Regions from separate parts of the Homo sapiens genome. Here region 1 is linked to region 2. Evidence: chromatin loops called from intact Hi-C (ENCODE). Cell type or tissue: body of pancreas. All regions are shown on one strand. Each heading gives the region's core, and the rest is flanking DNA. Links, peaks and the distances in the headings are about the cores only.

Region 1 (4,385 bases), core at 105-4,104, 64 kb after region 2:
GCACGTTCGGTTGCCACACATCTTTAGGGAATGCCCACTTGGCTAGGTGCTGCACAGGCCAGCCCCTTGACCTCAGCAAGTTTCAGAGCAGCAGCTTTCCTGGCTGGCAGTCTCTTATTCTTCCATTCCGTCTCTCCCTCTCCTTTCTTGAAGACTGAGCTCAGACCTCACTTCCTTCACTCAGCCCTCACCATCTGCACCATCTCCATTTTCTTTTCCTTCTTTTTTTTTTTTTTTTTTGAGATGGAGTTTCCATCTTGTTGTCCAGGCTGGAGTACAATGGTACAATCTCGGCTCACTGCCACCTCCACCTCTCGGGTTCAAGTGATTCTCCTGCCTCAACTTCCCGAGTAGCTGGGATTACAGGCACCTGCCACCAAGCCAGGCTAATTTTTTGTATTTTTTGTAGAGATGGGGTTTCACCATGTTGGCCAGGGTGGTCTTGAACTCCTGACCTCAGGTGATCCGCCTGCCCCGGCCTCCCAAAGTGCTGGGATTACAGGCATGAGCCACGGCGCCATTGTCCTGTTCTACTGCAATTCAAGTCTGGGCCATCATCACTCTTGCGATGGTGTAGACAGAGTTTAGTAAGTGCCGTTCATGTGGTCAGCCTTGTTTTTCCATCCAGGTGCCAAGGTCCTGAGTGACTGAGACTGTGGCTGGTCACTCTGGTGTTCTCCATAGGGCCTAGCACAGTGCTGACTGCAGGCTGGTGTCCAGGTGCTACTCATTCATTGTGGAATCCCTTCTGCTGGTGCTTCTTGAGCGTAGGCCCTGGGCCTGTCTGTTTCTGGCATTCTAGCATGGCTTGCTCCTTGGCTGACTCCTCACAGCTTCTTGAGCCACTGCTCGAGTCCACCTTTTGGCAGTTTCAAGGTTGCCATTTGCCTGAGTCCAGGACTCCATGTGCCTCTGTGGAAGGTCTGTGCTGTACTAGAATCTCTGGCTATTCAAGCCTTGGGGAGAAAGCCAGGTCTCATTTTCTTCCTGTATCATATCACAGGGCCATGACATTGGGCTGCTGGAGAGTCTGTGACAAAGAAACTGCCCATCAGAGTCTTCAGATCCTTCTCTCCTGGGCCTTAGTTCCCACTACCTTCTACGGTCCCTTTTCCAGATGGAGGAAGTAGAACTCAGACAAAGAGAATGACCCACACCTTTGGGCTGCTGGGGCCAGAGCTGGATGGTGCAGTGGAGCCCTGATTCTAGCTGTCTTCCAGACTTCTGGATGCCAAGAGTTTGAGTGAGGTTCGCTCTGCTCATCTGTCACTGCGCCTTGCAGCTGGGGCCTGTGGCCATGGGCAGACAAGGGCATACTCAGGTGGGCCAGGGTAGCCCCAGGAGGCCTGAGAACAACATTTTTAATGATGCAGACATTGGCGAGGTGAGGAGTTGCTGAACAGTGTGGGTGAAATGTTCCTGGGGGGCAGTTCACAAGCAGGGCTATCTATATAGGGCTCCTGAGTTCTATGGGACAAATTTCATGCAGAGTAATGAACTTCCTTTCTGTAGTCCTACCTTAAGTCACACAACAATGAAATATGTTTTCTCTGAGATTGTTCAGAGCTGGCCTGGAACACCTAGAAGAAAGAGGAGAGGGATTAGTAAGGCTGAGGGTGCTGTCCACCTAGTTTTCAAATAAACTTATCCTAAATTATAGGTCTACTTTCGACCTTGGGCAAGGACTCCTCCCTTCTCAGCCAGGCAAGAAATGAATACAGTTCAGCTAAAATTCTAGTTTCTTTATCATTAATTTCTACTACATTGCCACAAACAAATCTTTAAGAACTTGGACTTCAGGCTCAGCATGAGAGAATTCTGCTCTGTAGAGATGCATGTTTATACCTGTGCACACACAAATGACCAGGACAGGTTCTGAGAGAGTGTCATCTGCTGCCCACTTGCATATGTGGGCAGCAGTTAGCATACATGTTACCTCTGCCGTATGCGCGGGATGGTGAGAGCACAGGGAAGCAACATTAGGCTGCACCCTGCAATGGATGGGATTTGGGTAGATCCTCTTCCTGGGCTGTGGACTCATCTGGATGAAATATAAAATGATCCTATGGTGGTCGGAACGGGTATCTTAAGCTAGGAAGGGCTGGATCAGTCTCTGGGTCTGTTACCACCACCTAACCAAGCTGTGGCCTTCAGAGGAGATTGCACCTCAATAGAACTCTGGACATTGTAGCAATTTTTTTAAAATGGGGTCTTGTTCTATCACCTGGCCTGGAGTACAGTAGTGCAATCATAGCTCACTGTAGCCCAGAACTCCTGGGCTCAAGGGATCCTCACACCTCAGCCTCCCAAGTAGCTGGGACGACAGGAGCATGCCACCGTGCTGCTAATTTAAAATTTTTTTTTTTTTTGTAGAGATGGGGTCTTGCTTTGTTACCCAGGCTGGTCTCAACTTCCTGACTTCAAGCGGTCCTCTTGCCTCAGCCACCCAAAGTGCTGGGATTATAGGGGTGAGTCACCATGCCCAACCTGGTAAATTTGACTCATAATGAAGTTTGCGTTTGAATAAGACAAAGTATTCAGGAATTTATATTTGGAGAGGGCAAGATGGATGGTTAGAATATCTACTTGGGTCCAGAAAAACAACTTAAGACCAGAGGCCACCCACCCAAGAGACAAGCGGGGAGCCAGGAGAGACGAACGCCATGTGAGGTGCTTGCAACGTTGTGGGAGGATTTTGAGCCTAGATGAACAATTCTTACGGTGAGAGGGCTTGAGACCCTTGCAAAGCTTTTCTCCACTTCTGCGTCAGATCTTAAGATTATATATTTATGTTTCAGAAATGCAATTTTATTTATTTTCCTCTCTCCTCCAAGTTCTTTTAAAATATGCTGACTGGTCTCTGGTGTATTAAGAGAAAGCAAGGTGAAAGGATCTGCTTCACAAACAGGCTAGTCTTCTGTAAGGATCAAGCGTACATCCCTGACACCTGGGACTGGTAGTGGTAGCTTGACTCAAAGGGAGAAAACTCTGAGATCGGATACTATATGCCAAGCCCTTTTGTGTTGGTCAATTTTAGATGTCGACTAGGGTAAGGGCTGCCCAGATACCTCACAAAACTTTCTTTCTGGGTGTGTCTGTGAGGGTGCTTCTGGAAGAGGTTGGCGACAGAATTGGGAGGCTGAGTGAGGATGGTCTGTCCTCACTAGCGTGGGCAGCCATCATCCTACCCTCCATCAAAGCTCCATATAGAGCAACAAAGGCTGAGGGTGGGCAAATTGCTCTCTTCTGGAGCTGGGGTAGCTTCTCCTGTCCCTTGGACATCAGAACTCTAGGTTCTCAGGTCTTTAGACACAGACTGAATTATACCACCAGCTTCTCTGGTTCTTCAGCATTCAGATGGCATAGCATTGGACTTCTCAGGCTCCAGAATTGCATGTGCTAATTTCTATAATACCTCCCGTTATATCTCTATATGTATATTGGTATCAATATTGATGTCTATATCAATCCTATTAGTTCTATTTTTTCTGGAGAACTCTAATATATACCTTTCTTTCTAGATATTTCTTCTAGCAGTCATTTTTTTCCTTCAATTTTGAAGACTGTTTTCATTGCAAATTGTATCATCCAGAAATGGCTGCAACACTCTCTCCCATCCCGTAAGTTCTTCTTAAAATGTGACAGGGGCCGGGTGCGGTGGCTCACGCCTGTAATCCTAGCACTTTGGGAGGCCAAGGTGGGTGGATCACCAGGTCAGGAGTTCGAGACCAGCCTAGCCAATATGGTGAAACCCTGTCTCTACTAAAAATACAAAAATTAGCCGGATGTGGTGGCATGTGCCTGTAGGCCCAGCTACTTGGGAGGCTGAGGCAGAAGAATCACTTGAACCTGGGAGGCGGAGGTTGCAGTGAGCTGAGATTGCGCTACTGCACTCCAGCCTGGGTGACAGAGTAAGATTCCGTCTAAAAAAAAAAAAAAGTGACAGGGCCACTGTTCTATTGAGAGGTGGGGAACTGTGTCCTCTCCCTTTGAATTGGGGCAGGTTTTTGACCCTGATGGAAGTGATGCTAGGTGTCTTCCAAGGCTGGGATATGAAGGGTCATATGCCTTTCACCTGGTTCTACTGGGATGCCAGCTTTTGGAACCACCATGCTTTGAGGAAGCCCAGGCAGCCTGCAGAGAGGCCCACTTGAGGAAGAATCACAGCCCTTTGCTGGCAGCCCAGGCTAACAGCCAGCGTCAACCTGCTAGCCACGTGAGTAAGCCATCCTGAAAGGAGAAAGGTCCACACCCCAGTGGAGCTGATGCCACATGAAGTAGAGAAGAGCTGTCCTCACCAGCCAGTGTCCAAATTGCGGATTCAAGAGCAAATGAATGAGCCTTCTTGCTTTAAGCCATGATATTTTGGGCTGGGTTTTTACACG
Region 2 (4,385 bases), core at 195-4,194:
CGGAGACAGAGAGCCCATCCCACAGAATGATAATAGCCTCTTGGGGTGTGTGCTTCCCCAACCCCACCTTCCCCATGATCCTGGCAAGGGCTGTGGATGTCAGAGCTTCTCCTGGGGAATTGGAGATCAGAGAGGAAAGTTTGGAGAGGGTTCACCCTGCAATGGGGCCAGGCCTGGGACCGAGACCCCATCTGCAGGCTTTCCTGATGACCCCTCCTTGGCACTCAGCATTGATGGGAATCCCACTGTCTCCTTTCCTGCCTGCCCCTTGGAGAAAGAGATGGGCTGAGAGCCTTGTTCTGGCTTCTGGCTCTGACTCCTGCTCTCCTGCTTGGACTGAGCCAAGAGGGTGAGAAGAATGGGAAAAGAGAAATAAAATTAGCTGCAGGATGAAAGATGCCCATCTGCTGTGTGGGTGAGGGAGCCCTGAGGAGGAAGGTGGACTACTTGGACAGCCAGCTAAGAGACTGAGTTGGGGATTCCTGACTTTCACAGACCCTAAGGAGCAGACAGTGTCGGGGAGGTCGGAGGATAGAATAGAAATGATGGAGATGTTGGAGCCAGTTAAGTTTGGGCTTAAGTGCTTTATGGCCTGATTCAAGTTACCTAACCTCTCTGAACTCAGTTTCTTATACCATAACATGGGGCAAAAATACTATCAACCCAACAGAGCTATTTTGAAGGCTACACAGATAAATGCACCAGAATTTCTGGAACACAGTAGGTGCTTCTAAGTGCTAGTTCCCATTCTTTCCATTATTCCAGCTGGGTCCAGTCACCCCCGTTTGCCCTCCAAGCTTCTGAGAGCAGAGCTGACCAAGCAGGCTCCAGGAGATGCTTCCCTGCCTGTTTTGGCAGCAGAGGGTCCACTGTGTTCAGTGTGTTCTTTGAGGGACCTCTTCCTTATGGGAGCTTCTTGGGAGTCACCACCAGGCACAGAGAGCTCTGGGTTGCAGATGAGATCCTTCTGTTATCTTCATATGTTTCTAAAGCAGCTATGCAGAGTGATCACCACAGTAGACGTGGGGTTCTAAAGAAAGGCGGCTGCTTGAAGGACAGGTGTGGCAGGAAGTGCGGCTAGGGAGGGGCCCCACACTGAGGGGCTTGCTCTAGACTTGAGAGGCTAATAGGCCACATCTACACAGCCGTGGGCCCTTCTGCTGTCTCTGGCACAGCAGGAAGAGATGGGATTTGCAGGCAGACAGGTGCAAGTTCAAATCTCAGCTTCATCACTTTCTGCTGCATGTCTCTGGGCAAGGGGTTTGACCTTGAAGCCTCCATTTCCTCATCTGTGAAAAGAGGACAATACTTCACTCAGGTACTTAATCTCACTTTGAAGATGACGTTGAGATAGGTACAATGTTTAATCTCCACTCAATAAATGGTCCCACGGACAGTGCTTCCAAGGACAGTCCTTTCAGATGGCAATAGTGCTAAACAGTACCTACAACCAGATGGGTGGTCTTGAGCTGAAGGCAAGACCTTAACTGCTTCATTCACCTCTGACTTCATCTGTCTTTTAGCTTTGTTTAAATTAGGCCCAGGAGTCATTCCCTCCCAATCTCTCACCCTTAGGAACCCTCCCATTCGTGCCCAGTCTCTCACCTTTTTACGCACCCTATCAGCCTGAGGAAAAATCCAGTTAGTTACCACATCTAGAAGTGACCAAGTGTCACCTGGCTGCTGGCTTACCTGGGATGTAACCAGTACTTCTCCTTTCTAGGATGGCTCTTGGGCAAGTAGCTGAGGCTCACAGGCAGAGGTCTTTGGGAGAGGCATGGCCATCTCTGTGTTCTGAGCTGCTTCTCCAGCAGCCAGGCCCTCTGTTAGGGAGCTGGCCCAGACCCCCTCCCTGGCCTCTCAGACCCCCCAGGGTGCCTGCCCAGTGTGGGGCGCATGACCCACCTTTTGCCCTTTGTGCTCCTTTGTCCACTCACCACAGACCCTTTCACACCTCAGTTAGCCACTTAGGGAGACAAAGCGCTAGTGCGAGTAGGGGAAGCTGTCCAGACCGAGATGAATGGCTCCGAAGCCTGCTGTTGCCATGGCAGCCAGCTGGGAACACCGTTTCCAGGGCCCAAGGTGCTCAGACATGCATGGGGGGTGCTGCCCTGCTGGGTTGCTGCCCACTCTCCGGCCCCCACCCTGCATTCTCAGCTTCCTTAGCAACAGCTGATGCTGTTGCCACCACCGCTGCAGCTTCGGCCCTGGCCCGGGGCAGTGTGAGGGAAGCCAGGATCGGGGGCTGGTGTAGGAGTGTGTGGGAGGGCAGAGCCTAGGTATGAAGTTGGAGAGGAAAAGGAAAGGAAAGACTTGGCAATTTTCCCCATGATACTAGTGATAAGATTATAAGGATGTTTCCTAATTATACAGAAAAGAGGCTCATAAACTTAGGCTCCAACGGACCCCTTTGTGATCTGGTGATCACCTCAACTTGTAAGAGCATGCCTGTGTCCCTGGGTATATGTGAATTTTTCTGAAACAATGGTTTATAGTTTTTATCAGATTTTTCAAAGATGACTAAGGTCCCCAATAGGTAAGAACCTTAATTAGAGACATTTTGCTTTTTAGAATCAGAATGATCTCAGGGACTGGTTGGCCAGGTTGATTTGAGAGATATGCTTACAAAGAGGAATGAATACGACACAGGGCGGGGAGTGGGGCAGGTGGCGTGCTTCCCTGTGCCTGCCCCAACCAAGAGTCCCCAGGATCTAGCATCTGCCTTGCTGTGGACCTCTAGGACTAGGGGACGGGGAATCTTCCTCCTAACACGGTCCATCCTTCGCAGCCCCTGTCCTCTTGCAGCTTTGTCCTGGGGGCCGAGTGTGCTATTAGCTTGTGCTCCCTCCATGCTGGGCCAGAGCTCAGTGTTTTATATACTCTGTTCTCACGATCCCATCTAACCCCCACACAGCACTGTGGGGAGGGTGGTCTCACCCCTGCCATTGAAAAGATGAGAGTATTGGAATGATAAGAAAACTTCCGTGACTTGTCCAAGTTCGTGCCGTTAGAAGTTGGAGAAGCCCCAGGTAGCTTAGAGGAGTGGTGAAGAGTCCGGCCCTGGGCCAGAGTCAGATGAGAGCTGCAGCCCTTATGAGCTAGGGGACCCCGGCCTCTACTCTCAAAGCTGCAAATTAAGGATCCTGATAACTCCCGCCGCAGAGGACAGTGGTGGGAGTTAAATGAGTTGAAACGGTTTGCGAAGTGCATAGGACAGTATCTACCACTAGATAAAAAGTGGAATTAGAATAGCATTCAGCCATGAGTCTGCCTAATTCTAAAGCTCATACAGAGAGGACTTTTGTGGGGGAGGGCTTCTGACCCTAATGCCAGAGCTGGGTTATGGCATAATAGTCACGCATTGCCACTTACTAATTGAGTGTGGGTGGGCTACGTGCATGTTTCAGGCCTCAGCTTTCTTACCTCTAGGGAACACCATGTTCTATAGAGGATGATTGTATAGTGAGCACTATTGATTACGTAAAGATCAAATGAAACAACGTCGGGAAAGTTCTTGGTAAACTGTGCCATATACTACAGCAATGCACTCAGTGCCCTGGCACTGAGGCCCGGCTCGTGCCCCAAGAATCGGGAAAGTTCTTGGTAAACTGTGCCATATACTACAGCAATGCACTCAGTACCCTGGCACTGAGGCCCGGCTCGTGCCCCACGGGGCTGTGTGCCCTTCCCTTGGCTGGCAGCTCAGGGCAGGGAGCCCAGTGTGATACCCGCTGAGGAGGGAGATGGCATAATGCCCTTGGGTGCCCATGTGCCCGGGTCAGCAGCCAAGAGCAGGATGCTTAGGAATTCCACCGAGGCAGCTGGGCCCCGGCTTCATTGGCAGGGGCAGAAGGGAGGCAGGTGTGAGGGAGGCCAGAGCGGGGCTCGAGGAAAAGAGGCTGGGTGGGCCATGGAACACTTTCCAAGGGGTGTCACAGAGCCACGCCAAGTGTGTGTCACCCTTCTCTATGAGGATGTGTGATTAGTGGAAATGAGAACAAGCTTTATTAGTCACTGCTGAGGAGAAACACCACGAAGAATTATCCAACCTGCTAATGGAAGGGTGCACAGGCCTCTGTAGGCTGCTGGAAGGGAGGAGTTTCATGTCCTCTTTTCTTTTTGCCCCCAGAAGACTCATGTTGCTGAGAGCAGATGGTGAGGGGGAAGAGGGTGGGTCCTCATCCTTGAGTCATTTGCTGCCGGGGTACCTTTTTGGGGCTCTGGGAAGTACAGCAAGCATGTTGGACGGATAGGCAGCCTGTTTGCAGGGGGGCGAGGGTCGGCCCGAGGAGGCGCCGCTGGGAATGACTCGTGCCCAGTCAGAAGCTGTAATTGGAGGTGATTAATCTGTGGAGGACAGCGTGGGGAGTCAGCGCTGACTCAGG

The links. Hi-C counts contacts between places; a loop is a spot of excess contacts. Peaks named below come from ENCODE experiments on the same cell type or tissue, not always from the same donor. Only the 100,000 strongest peaks of a DNase experiment are listed, where the experiment ranks them.
Region 1: a loop joins it to region 2, with 2.6 times the contacts of the local background. A loop is called at or near these places in 41 of 110 quality-filtered maps.

Annotation. Positions count from the first base shown.
Region 1 is chr11:133,960,193-133,964,577 of GRCh38, reverse strand. No RefSeq gene overlaps it. Among named protein-coding and RNA genes, the nearest start is that of IGSF9B, 5.4 kb to the right of the region's middle. In body of pancreas, for the core only: no CTCF peak of the experiment used is centred there; no DNase peak of the experiment used is centred there.
Region 2 is chr11:134,024,587-134,028,971 of GRCh38, reverse strand. LINC02730 (long intergenic non-protein coding RNA 2730) reads right to left here. Exons shown (of 2, transcript NR_186708.1): 2 at 570-1,289. Among named protein-coding and RNA genes, the nearest start is that of LINC02731, 5.5 kb to the left of the region's middle. RefSeq lists enhancers at 1,458-2,028, 2,029-2,600, 4,034-4,385. In body of pancreas, for the core only: no CTCF peak of the experiment used is centred there; a DNase peak (open chromatin) is centred at 2,081.